Regions from separate parts of the Homo sapiens genome. Here region 1 is linked to region 2. Evidence: chromatin contacts called from ENCODE Hi-C data. All regions are on one chromosome and are shown on one strand. Each heading gives the region's core, a stretch centred on a gene start or an enhancer-like site at or near the end of the contact. The rest is flanking DNA. Distances are from core to core; before and after follow the strand shown.

Region 1 (6,510 bases), core at 2,975-5,474, 630 kb after region 2:
GGCTAGGGTAATGATTCCCTAGAGAATTGCTCTAATTGAGAAGGCAGTAATATAGCCTGACCCAGCTTCCAGGTGTGATTTCCTTTTGTTGCTATAAATCTGGCCTAGGTCCCTATATATTTTTTCTTTTTTTTTCCTTTCCTTTTTTACTTCTTTCCTCTTCCTATTTTTTTTTTTTAACCTTCATGGGACATGACCTCTTAGAAATGAGCCTTCCTAGAGACTGGGGACCTGAACTTCTAGGAATAAACCATCCTAGCAATAAGAAAGCAGCTCAAAAAAGGGAGGAAAAACCAACCTGAGGCCAGGAACTCGTCTTCCTTTTAAAATGCTTTCTCCAAAAGATTTTACAGAAAAAAGAAGGGAAATGTGAAAGGAAATTAAATTTTGGGACCCCAAACTCATTTAGCCAAAGGGAAGAAGTCAAGCTGGGAACTGGGTCATGCAAACCTGTCTCCCCCCTTTTGGTTTCTAAATAGGATGGCTACAAGATGAAAAGCTACACACCTCCCCTATATTTTGCCCACAGGGAAATTCCCAGTGAGCTAAAATTTCATCCTGGCAATGTCAATTGACAGCTTACAGGTGCAGTTACCCCTGGCCCACCAGACATAAATGCAAATCTGATTGTTCCCCTACCCCATTTTGTCTGTTATCTTATGTAAAATGCAGATTCCCCTAATATTTTCCTCTGCCCCTTTTATGTCATCTTATGTAAAAAATGCAGATTCACTGAGCCAAAGGCATAAATAACTATTTGCCCCTACCCACCTCTTACATGACAATTGTGTACTTCTCAACATCCTGCCCTTTCCCCTTTAAATTTGGAGACCTCAAAATCATCTTCGAAGAAAGACATAGACTTGCCTCCCGGGCACGTCCTTAACTTTGGCAAATAAATCTCCTAAAATGATTGAGACTTGTCCCATCATTTTTCTCGACTGACACCCACTATAAATTCCCTGGGTTGAAAAACTTTTCTTTTAAAATCAAGTATCAGGTGAATGAAGTCTGCTACTCACATGAATTACTAGAAATAAATTAATTTATTTTACAAAAAAACCTGAGAACCAGTGATATTAAGTGACTTAACCAAGATACAATGTCAGTTAGTGGCAAAATGAGTTTTTGAATCATACCATGCTATTGCTGTTAGGTTTTTTTTAAAGGGAAGGTGGGAGTTAAAGAAAGATGGGGGTGGGGGGGGGCTCTACAGCAACACAAGTATATTGCAAAAACCTGCAGAGGTGGGGGGTGCAGCTTAATGCCAGAGCCCACTGCCGTTCACAGGCTGGGGACTTATAGGTATGGGCAGGAGGGGTCTGGGCTGTCTGGTTTGCTGCCCGGCAGGATATTAAGATGTTCCTATGATCAGGTGGTTTGGCCCTTTGTTCCAGTTGCAGGGTATGATAGGGACGTTCCTTCAGTTGGGCCTTTGCTTAGCAGGGTATGATAAGGATGTTCTTGTGTGTTGTGGTCAGGTGGTTAGGCAGGATGTTTCTCACAGCCCAAACTCGCCTGGAATGTGTCACTTTGACCAAGGTCTGCAAAATGCTGGGGGACTTACAAAATGGTGCAGTTTGGACTAACAACTGCCAAATGAAAGCGAATTTTGTTTTGATGCTAGAGAACTGGAAGGATAACTTGGGGGAATAGGGTTCTTTGGAGAAAAGTGGGTCCAAGAGGAATCTACAAAGTGTAAAAATGGGACGCTTTTGATGGCTAAGCCAGCATGAGGGGGTTGGTATCCAGTACCCTTTCACAAGACAAGTGAGAAACTGTTTAAAAAACAAGGTTCTCACCATCATGAAAGTGAGAACAACCTATAGAATGGAAGAAAATTTGTGCAAATCATATATATATATGACTTATAGCTAGACTATATAAAGAACTCTTACAATTCAATAATGAGAAATCAAATAATCCAATCTTTAAAAAATGAGCAAAGGATATGAACAGACATTTCTCCAAAGATGATATACAAATGGTTAATAAGCACAGAAAATATAAAATGATACTCAACATCATTACTCATTAGAAAAACACAAACTGAAACCATAATGAGGTACCATTTCAAACCTCCTTGACTGGCTAAAATAAAAATGGCAGACAATAATAAGTATTCATGAGACTGTGGAGAAATCAGAACCCTCAAACATATCTGGTGGTTATGTAAAATGATACAGCTCCTTTGGGAAACAGTCTAGCAGTTCCTCAAAAGGCTAAACATAGAGTTACCATATAACCCAGTAATTCTACTCTCAGGTATACACCCAACAGAGATAAAAACATATATGTCTACACAAAAATCTGTACACAAAAGATTCATAGAAGAAATATTACTAACAGCCAAAAAATGAAAACAACCCAAATGTCCATCAATGAATGGATAAATGTGATATATCCACACAATGAAATTAGACTATAAAAAGGAATGAAGTACTCATACATTCTACAACATGGCTGAACCTTGAAAACACACTAAGTGAAAGCCCGTTACAAAAGGCCACATATTGTATTTTCCCGTCTATGTGAAATGTCCAAAATAAGCAAATTTATGGGGACAGAAAACAGATTAGTAATTGCTTATGGCTGGTGGGGTAAGGATAATGGGGGGAGGGAGGTGGTGACTGCTGAGGGTAAAAGGTTTCTTTTTGGGGTGATGAAAATGTTCCAAACTTGACTGTGGTAAGGGTTGCACAATTCTATAAATGGGTGAATTGTATTGAATGTAAATTACATCTCAATAAAGCTCTTAAAAAAGAAAAAGCTTCCCTGATTGGTATTTTCCACAGCAGTTAATAATTAGAAGGCAGCTCTTTAAGTAGGAAATTTAGGAGCAGCCAACAGATGCTACAAACAGTTAAATTCGTGAAAAGGCAACATCTGAACTGGATGCTATGCTAAAGGTCTGGGGATTTGGCGTGAGTGGCGGTGGATACCAAATAACATGAAGGGCAGTCTTTGCCCTAACTGCAGGAATGATTTAATGAAGAAAACAAACACCTAAAAATAGTAAAAAATGAGTAAGTGAAAAATGATGGATACAGAGCAGATAACCAATTCAGCGGCATGGAAAACAACTTCCGATTCACTGGAGTAAATTCTGGTCCTGGAGAGACAAGAGGTTGTGGGGACAGAGGTCGAGATCAGTGGGGAAGGAGCGCTTCACGTTCAGGGGGCCATGAGTTGAACAATTCGGACAAAAGAGGTTTAGTTGGAGATATTGCGAGAGTACAGTTCTACCTAACGGACACAGCTCCGGGTGGGTGTGCCATATTCCATTTCGTACGAGTCTCTTAGAAACAAAATGCTACAATTCAACAGGCTAAAGTAGTCTTTCAAAGGAAAGTTAAAATCACACTGAATTACTATCTCTAATGACTGAGTTCATTAAGCGCAATAATTGCACTTAAAGGTTTTGCAACGAAAAACGAAAAATATGTTTCTTGTGGCAATGAAAGCCCCTAGAACAACTTGGCTCTCCGCACAGGCTTGGACATTAAGATGCCGAAGAAGTCCCGAGGTGGACGTCGGACAACGAACGTACCTCAAGTCACCCGAGGGAAGAGAAGACGCGAAGGCATCCCAGGGACCGCATTTTTGCAGGTAAACTCGGGCTGGGCGCTCCCGCCGGGAGGTTGGTTAGTGCCCGAATGCGGAGGCAGAAAAGCTGCGGCGGCCGAATAACGAGCTCACCGCGGCCCCGCCCGGGCCAGCTCTCGGTTTCCATGGCTAACGTCTACTCCGGCGGCCGCCACCCGGAGCTGAACGGAGCGCGTGCGCGTTCGGGGACCTCGTCGGCGCCTGGCTGGCCTCGCTGCCCCGGTCTGTGCTCGCTCCCGAGGCGGGCCCTGCCGTAAAGCAGGCTTGGCCTAGAGGAAGCAGGGAAATAGCGCGCTTCGTTCGCGCCAGGACTAGGCCAACATCTGCCTGGCCGGGGACGACGGGAGTCGCTCGTGCTCTGGTCTCGCACTGGGCCTAGCAGAAGCAGCAGCGGGGAAAGCCGAGACGCCCTGAACGTTCCCTTGGGCCGGGCCTTTACGCAAGAGCGTCGTTGCCCTGGTGACGTGACGTCCTTCCTCAGGATTGTGCGCCGGGGTGGGGAAACAGACGTGCAACCGCCATTTTGCGCATTAATTTACCAGAGGTCGGGTCAGGCTGTCTTAACGCAGGCAGAGGGGTGTGGCAGATCTCCAACCGCTCGGGGTCCCGTGATTTCCATTAATGAATTCGCACACTGGCGTTACCACTCAACACACCGACGGTAATGAATGTTTTTGAGTGATACTTCATGCAGCCTATTCGGCTTGGACGATTGGGGACTGCATAACGTGATCGCTATCGCCTCAGTTTGTGGCTGCGTTTTAAAATACAAGGAACCAACATGTCCATTATAGAAACGTGTTATTAAGATATTAATAAAACAAGGCAGAGTTCCGGCGTTCCAATTAAAAGGCCATGGCTGATTCATATTAGTGTGGCGGGAATCTTTACAGCCTGGCCGCAAAGACCCCAATTAACGCTAGTTAAAAAGTTATCCCTATACCCAGGGCTCACCTCCCCCATTCTCCACGAAATATGATCCCCCCCCCGCCCCACCAAGTTCTGGACACGTTCCAGATTGCCAACTGGGAGTCCTCAAGACGGCCCCGGAGAGCGTTAACAATGATTGGTCTCAGCTGATTTAGAGGCTCGGGTAAGGGAACTTTGAAGCTAACTTGTCGGTATCAAGGTACCCGCAATTCCCCCATGTGATTGGGTAGATGCCCTAGCAGTTCTGCACACTTCAGCGTCCAAGATGACTTGTGGACTGTTTTGTTTGGATCTCCATTCCTCAAAACTATAAATGCGGCCTTAATTTTTTTTTTTTTTTAATTCTTGGCTCTTGGCTGTCTTGGAAATGCTGACTTTGTATTTAAGTATTTAGGTTTTCAGGTCGTAATAGAAAAATAATTACTGTGTTCATATTAAAAGCCAAAGCTTTATTTATTTATTTTTAAGATATTGTGTCCAGAGCAAAAGTGTAGTGTGTTGAAAGCATGTGGAAGAAAACCCCGGATATACATATACTTGTCTTCAAGGACTTAATTTGCAGGTAGACCCTTTCATAGTTTGGTATCTTCACGATTTGATAGAATATGGGAAAACGTGCTGTTGGTCCATCCATAGTTTTTCTCATTGAAGCTCACTCATTGCGGGTCAGAGTACCACATTAAGCATCTCGGAAGCATCACTTACCGCCAAGAAGTCTGAGTTTCATGTAATTAAGAGTGGAGGCTCCAGAGTCAGGAAGTCTGGGTTGAAACCCTGGCACTACTGCTTACTACTTGTGAGATCTTGAGGTTATGTAATTTCTCTAGTGCTCAGTTTCCCCATATCTTGTAAAATAAGGCAAATAATAGAACTTAACCCGCAGAGAGTTATGTCATTGGATTAAATCAAATAATTGTAAATTGCTTAGCAGAGTAAATGGCACAGCTTAAGTGCTTAGTAAGGATGAGCTATTATCTTTATGTAGAGAGTCTGTATTTATGCTTGTTCTTCTCATGGGCATTACATATGACCCAAGCAGAATTAACATGTTTATTGTTGAAATATCTGCTGTTTTTCAAATATATTTGAACATCGTGCTTTCTTAGAATAAAATTAGTAGGGCATATGGTACAAGCCCTTTGGTTAGCTGTGTATAAAATATTCATTCAACATTTATTGAAATAGTGAAGGGAATAGTGGTTCCTATTTGTCAGGAACTACACTAATTGCTGCAGATATAAAGTCAAATAAAACATGATCCTTAAGGAATTTACCAAAATATAACTTGGACATCAAGGACATAACTTGAACAACAAGGACATCAGTAATTACAGTGTATGTGATAAACAGGTATGCGCTGAGCTTCAGAAACAAAGTGGGACACATAATTCTGGGGAAATTAAGGATGGTTGCAATCCATTTTTAAAGGGTGAGTGGACAGCTGGGCCAGGCGTGGTGGCTCTTGCCTGCAATCCTAGCACTTTGGGAGGCTGAGGTAGGAGGATCGCTTGAGCCTAGGAGTTTGAGGCAACATGGTGAAACCCTGTCTCTACAAAAGATACAAAAAATTAGCCAGGTGTGGTTGTGTGCGCCTGTGGTCCCAGCTACTCAGAGGCTGAGGTAAGAGGTTGTTGCAGTGAGCCGAAATTGCACCACTGCACTCCAGCCTGGACAACAGAGTGAGATCTTGTCTCAAAAAAAAAAAAACAAAACAAAAACAAAAACAGAGTTAGCTGGGAGAAGAGGTATTCCAGGTAGGGGAACATTTATTCTTTAATTCATTCAACACATACTTAGAGCATACATAGAATCAGTACTTTGTGTACCTCATTTAATCTTAACCTTATGAGGTAGCTTATTATTATTTCAAATGTAAGGAATCTGAGCTTGAGAAAAGTAAAATAAGTGATGACATCTGGAGTTGAGTCCGTATCTGTATGTCTTCAAGATTCGTGTATTTTTTCCTACCCTGCT
Region 2 (6,502 bases), core at 6-2,505:
CGTGGTGAAACCCCGTCTCTACTAAAAAATACAAAAAAAAAAAAAAAAAAAAAATTAGCTGGGCGTGGTGGCGGGCGCCTGTAGTCCCAGCTACTCGGGAGGCTGAGGCAGGAGAATGGCGTGAACCCAGGAGGCGGAGCTTGCAGTGAGCCGAGATCACACCACTGCACTCCAGCCTGGGCGACAGAGCGAGACTCCATCTCGGGGGGAAAAAAAGTTGAATTTTGAGAAAGAGCAGCAGCAGGCAAACCCAACTGACCTACAGTAATCAAAGAAGCAGAAATGGATCATCCCTTTTGGAATTAAGATCTTGTGCAAATTACAAAGGAAAGAGACACAACTGCAAACAACAAAAGACTCTACCCCCACTTCAGCATCAAACCAGAGGGCAATCTGTCTATGCTGTGGAAAAGGGCTTCTGATCCTGCACTGATCTGGATGACACCCGCACATTCAGTGTTTCTAGCCTATCATCGTTAAAAAAGAAATACTCATATACTTACATTAAAAAGTTCATGTAGAAAACTTAAATTTCCATATTTAAAGCTTAGATCTCTTCCACACGACTCATCCAGGATAAACTTATGGTTTAATATTCTACATGTTTAATTATACCATGTTCAACTCAGTTGGGTTGCCAGCCCTCCACGTGGCTTAAGGTTAAGTACATTTTTTGAAGGCTTCTTGTTTTTGTCTTCTCAGTGTGCTATTTATGCTGCTAATTATAAGGTTTTCAAGCATTTTTCCCTCTTTGGAATTTTAATTTACTGTAAATGCTTGCCCCTTAGAACATTTCCTAGTGTCATTTTATTTTTGACCGTTTTGAATACAAAATCCTTGATAAAGACATCCAAAAAGAGGGAGAATGGGGAACAGGGACATACTGGGGGGCTTCTGAATTGTCCTCTGAAGTTTTGTCATCTAGATGCTGAGGGTGGTCTCTTTGTTAAAAATTTAACCATCCAGACCTTAAGGCCACACAATTAATATTCCCTCTGGAATTGTAGGGCCTCTGTTTGAAAGAGTTGTCCAGTTTTCAGGCCACATTAGGTAATTTCCCGCCCAGGAGCGTGGCTTGGAAAGAATGTCGGTGTTTTCCTTCAGGTATAGGTGCCTGGGGGTCAGGAGGGGAGGGAAAGGCGAGGGGTGGAGTGGGAGGCGGGTGATCGACAGGGATAGAAACTGTGTCTCCTCCTCCCTCTGAATGCGAAATAGCCAATGAGGTGGCTAGGCCGGGCCGGCCCGGCCGCCACTGCCATATAGTATGCAGCAACCGGAGGAGTCACGTTGGGGGAACGGCAGAAAGCAGCTATCCGTTTACACTACTTTGCTCTAACAGCTATCTTAATGGTGACTGCGTGGCCGGGGGGAAACCTGATCGGCCAGATACAGCCGAAACCAGGAGGGAGGGAGTGGGCTTTCCGGAGGGGGAGAGGAGGGAGGGAGACGAAGGAGGAGGAGTAAGAGAGGAGGAAAGAAAGAGGAAAAGAGTGCGAGGGAGTGAGGGAGGGAGGAAAATAAACAACAAAAAATGTCCTCTTCCTCCCCCACCGGGCAGATCGCAAGTGCGGCGGACATCAAGCAAGAGAATGGGATGGAAAGCGCCTCGGAAGGGCAGGAGGCGCACCGAGAAGTGGCGGGGGGCGCGGCGGTAGGGCTGAGCCCCCCGGCTCCAGCCCCTTTTCCCCTGGAGCCGGGGGACGCCGCGACCGCTGCCGCCAGGGTGAGCGGAGAGGAAGGGGCAGTGGCGGCGGCGGCGGCCGGAGCGGCGGCGGATCAGGTACAACTCCACTCGGAACTTCTGGGCAGGCACCACCACGCCGCCGCCGCCGCCGCGCAGACCCCGCTGGCCTTCTCGCCCGACCACGTCGCCTGCGTGTGCGAGGCACTGCAGCAGGGGGGCAACCTGGACCGCCTGGCCCGGTTCCTGTGGTCCCTGCCCCAGAGCGACCTGCTACGTGGCAACGAGAGCCTGCTGAAGGCGCGGGCGCTCGTGGCCTTCCACCAGGGCATCTACCCCGAGCTCTACAGCATCCTCGAGAGCCACAGCTTCGAGTCGGCCAACCACCCGCTGCTGCAGCAGCTCTGGTACAAGGCGCGCTACACCGAGGCCGAGCGAGCCCGCGGCCGGCCGCTGGGAGCCGTAGACAAGTACCGGCTGCGCAGGAAATTCCCCCTGCCCCGCACCATCTGGGACGGCGAGGAGACGGTGTATTGTTTCAAGGAGAAGTCGCGCAACGCGCTCAAGGAGCTCTACAAGCAGAATCGCTACCCTTCGCCCGCCGAGAAGCGGCACCTGGCCAAGATCACCGGCCTCTCCCTCACCCAGGTCAGCAACTGGTTCAAGAACCGCCGGCAGCGCGACAGGAACCCCTCCGAGACCCAGTCCAAAAGGTGAGCGCCAACTTTCCTCCTCCTCCCCCTTCCTCTCCCCCACCCCCTTCCCGGCTTTCTTTTCCTCCAAGTGCTCGCAAACATGGCGCTTACCTTCCCCACCAGCCTGGTCCGGCTGCCCACCTCTCCCCGCCCCCTACCTCGCTCCCCGGCCGGCAGAGGTAGGGGGCGGCGGAGGCGGGGGGCGGGGGAACCTCCCTCCTTACCCTCCCCCTCTCCCCCCAGAAGTTTCTGGTCGCCCGCCTAGGTCTCAGTCCCCGCCCCCACCTCGGCTGGTCACTGCTGCCCAGCTTCCCACCCCCATCCCGCTGGCTTTGAAGTTGCCACCCTCTCCCCGTTTCTGGAGGGGCTAACGAAGCAAATGTGGACACCGGCACCGTAGCTCTCCCTGCCGCCCGAGGCCCGCAGAGACTGCCGGCGCCGGCCGGGGTCTGCACCTCCGCGAGGTCACACCGGGCCTGGCGCGCGCGCACGCTCCCGGATCCCCAGGGTTCAGCCGCCCCCCGGGCCTGCGCTGGAGGTCGCGGTGGCTGCTCTGGTGAAGGGAAGAGAGTGTTGTGGGACTGGCGGCGCAGAAGGGGTCTCGGAACGTCGAGGTTTCATATGACAGAGTTAATCATTCACCCTGCCCCTATGGTTCCCTTAGCGGCCGCGGCAACGTGGGGTGCTGGTGCAGCTCGGCTCTGTCATGTTTTGAAACCTGATTCTGAACTCCTTAGGATCGGGTTTCAGCGCAGCCGGGGTAGCAGGGCTGAAGGGCTGCTTCCTCCCTCGGCCCCCGAACGCTGCTTGGCTCCCTCCTGGTACGGTAGTTATGGGTGGGGGGCAGGCCGGCTTACGGCGGGCGGCAGCAAAGGAGTGGGGGCGCTCCCACCCCACTGGGTTTGAGCTTTTTGCCTGGCAGACTGCTTTCCCCCTCTGGTAAAAAAAATACCGGATTTTCCACCTCTTTTGTGCGTCCTCCCGAGTCAGACACTTGGTGTGTGCGTCTGTGTGTTTTGTTGGACGAAACAAAGTAAGGAGAAGGTCGCCTAAAGACCTGGTGTCTCCAGCCCCGCGGGGATAGGAGAGAAAGAATCCAAAAGCAGCTCGAAGGTTCTTCTCGGGGAAGCAAACTGGGAGCCGGGGATCCAGCCCGCCTGCGCCAGGTGAAGGTGATCACCAGCGCATTCCAGAGCCGGTCTCAGCCCGCCCTTGCCGCTTCTGGGCCCCTGTGGGGGTCCGACGGCTCGGGCTCCGGCGTTCCTCGCCCAAGGCTGGGAGGGAGGCTTGGTGCCCTATCCGGCCCTCGCGGTAACCAAAACAAAAGGTGCACCGGGATGTGCGTGCGCCTTCCGCAGATATGCGGAGAGGTCCAGAGAAGGCGCTTTGGTTACGCCGAGCCACCTGCCCTGCGCCCACTAGAGGCCGCGGATCCCGCGCTCGGAAACCAACGGAATCCGCAGGGCCGGGGCAGAGGGTGGCAAGGGGGCACCGCGAGCAGGCCAGCTGCTCCGCCGCCTCCGCTCGCGAGCCGGGCACGCTCCCTGGGACTCCCCCACGCTCCACTGCTGGCTTCTTCGTCCCCCCCGCCCCACCCCATAAACTCCACACCCACCCCGCCGCCGGCCCAGTTGCCTGGTTTAGGCCCCTCTCCGGATCTACCTCCCACCCGCACCCCCGGTGAGTCACCCTCGCAGACGGCGACGGCGGCTCAGCCTCAGCTTGTAAATCAAAGCGCTTTCTGCGCTCCTGGCCCCGCAGCCCAAAGCCCGGGTAATCCCCTCCCCTCGGCATGAAAGCGAACCGACCGCGGGGCACTGCGGGGATGTCGGATCCTCTGCTGGGCCAAGTCCTGCTGCGCTTCCAAAACGCCTCTGTTCTGCTCTCGTTTGCTCTCCCTCCCAGCCTCAGACCAAATGGGAAACCCCATCACTACCCACCCCCCAACCCCGATTTGGTATTTCTCCCAAGTCAGAGAGCTGAGGAACAGGGTCCTGCCTGGAACAGAGGGACCAAGGACGTTGGGGAAGAGGTCTAATAGTTAGAAGGCCTCTGAGTGACACCCTTTCCCTCCCACCTCACCAGGGCACTGGATGGTGTTTGTTAAATAGGCCCCTTTGGCTTCCTTTGGATTCAAAGGCGACTGCACATAACTGTTCTTGGGTTGAAAGTGCCTTTTCCTACAACAAGGACAGCCACTTTGTTGAATGAGAGAGTTGTCAGTCTGGTGGAGTAGAAGTTTGGGAGCAGGTGAGAAAACGATCTCTTGTTAACTAACTGACCAAAAAAGAAAAGCTGAGCACTTCCTACCTCCTGCTCCTTTGGCAGCTTCATTTACCTCCAAGATAACACTAATCTGAATTGGTTTGAGGGGAGGGGAAGGAGTTCCTAAACAGGAAAGACCGACCACCTCATTTAAGGTGTTTTTTTCTATGGTGTCAGTAGCAGCATATGTAACAGTAAGGAATAGCACTTCTACACTGTAAAATCAAATATGTTCTTCTCCTGTAATGCTGAATTTACATCTTGCAGATGTCTGGACTTTCCCTGAATTTATTGTTATTTTAAATGATTGGGATCTGAGAGTTTATCTTCCCAGATTCTCTGGCTGGTCGGAATCTGCTGAAAGGCCTCTTAGTTTAAATAGGACTAGCAGATATCCTGCTGTGCTTTCCTTAAATACTGCCTTTAATGGATTTAGAAGCTGGTTTTCCAAACAAGTGGCACTGTGTAGAATGTCATCCCCCTGACCTTCTGAACATTTTGATTTCCCCCTCCATACAGTGAGTCAGATGGCAACCCCAGCACTGAAGATGAATCCAGCAAGGGACATGAGGATTTATCTCCTCACCCACTCTCCAGTTCATCTGATGGCATCACCAACCTCAGCCTTTCCAGTCATATGGAGCCAGTATATATGCAACAAATTGGAAATGCTAAGATATCATTAAGCTCTTCTGGAGTTCTGTTGAATGGAAGCTTGGTACCTGCAAGTACTTCACCTGTCTTCCTTAATGGAAATTCTTTTATTCAGGGACCCAGTGGAGTTATCCTTAATGGATTAAATGTGGGAAATACACAGGCAGTGGCATTGAACCCACCAAAAATGTCATCAAACATTGTGAGCAATGGTATATCCATGACTGACATACTGGGGTCTACTTCCCAGGACGTGAAGGAATTCAAAGTCCTCCAGAGTTCTGCTAACTCAGCAACCACCACGTCCTACAGCCCCAGTGTCCCTGTCTCATTCCCAGGCCTGATACCCAGCACTGAGGTGAAAAGAGAAGGCATTCAAACAGTGGCTTCCCAAGATGGAGGGTCTGTAGTGACTTTTACTACACCAGTGCAAATTAACCAGTATGGCATTGTCCAGATCCCCAATTCCGGAGCAAACAGCCAGTTCCTTAATGGGAGCATTGGATTCTCTCCACTGCAGCTGCCCCCTGTGTCAGTGGCAGCTTCACAAGGTAACAATCTCATTTGGTACCTTAATGCACCAGCAAATGTGTTCATCAGCTGCTGTAAGTGACGCATTTGGTGATAGCTATAGATTGATGTTTCTGTTCAGGTACCTTATTAGCTGCCGAAGCTGTAGAGTAGCCTTGATGTGATTCTCCTCTTTCACAATACCCATGTCATATCCAGGTTGCTTTATTCCCTTGCATCATGAGGATGGGCTTTTATTTTACTAACAACTGAATGGAAAAATACAGTTCATAGCAAGTCCTGCCAGTTCTACAATTACAGAAATATGATAAGTCAATCAGTGCTTACAAAATAACTCACTGCTTGGCATTTTAATATTAAAAATTAATAAAATTGCTAAGAACACAAAATTAGTCTAGCAGTTGGTAAGAATGCATACACTTTACCTAAGCATTATTTATTTGACCAAAAAATGTTTTAGAAGAACAAGCTAAAAAGACCGGATCAATTATGTTTGAATCCTGTTTCCTCCTATAATGAAGACTAACAGACCTAAAAGAAAATCAGAGGAATATGCCATTGGATTTCTATCGCTCAGCATATATACTAACCCCCTAAATGTGTGGGTTTATTTGTGAAGATAATAGTAAGCCTTATTTTATATGTTTGTGGCTTTACTAACAGCAATCTTCCAGAG

The links. A loop is a pair of places that touch in the nucleus more often than their neighbours do. Pooled maps may share reads with other maps.
Region 1: a map of B cell shows a loop between it and region 2 (4-fold over the local background). The contact joins the promoter of PCNX4-DT here to the promoter of SIX4 in region 2. A Hi-C loop is called at or near these places in 3 of 168 maps with a recorded cell type or tissue (B cell, CD8-positive, alpha-beta T cell and prostate gland), 3 of 37 single-sample maps with no recorded cell type and 8 of 50 pooled maps.

What each region holds. Positions count from the first base shown.
Region 1 is chr14:60,089,460-60,095,969 of GRCh38, reverse strand. It overlaps PCNX4-DT (PCNX4 divergent transcript), which reads left to right and starts at 4,224. Exons shown (of 5, transcript XR_943918.4): 1 at 4,224-4,267. PCNX4 (pecanex 4) reads right to left here and starts at 4,047. Exons shown (of 11, transcript NM_001330177.2): 1 at 3,551-4,047. RefSeq lists enhancers at 978-1,562, 1,345-1,639, 3,220-3,853, 3,817-4,006, 4,097-4,226 and a silencer at 1,345-1,639.
Region 2 is chr14:60,719,104-60,725,605 of GRCh38, reverse strand. It overlaps SIX4 (SIX homeobox 4), which reads left to right and starts at 1,255. Exons shown (of 3, transcript NM_017420.5): 1 at 1,255-2,394; 2 at 5,161-5,846. The coding sequence starts at 1,532. RefSeq lists silencers at 1,773-1,842, 3,121-3,190.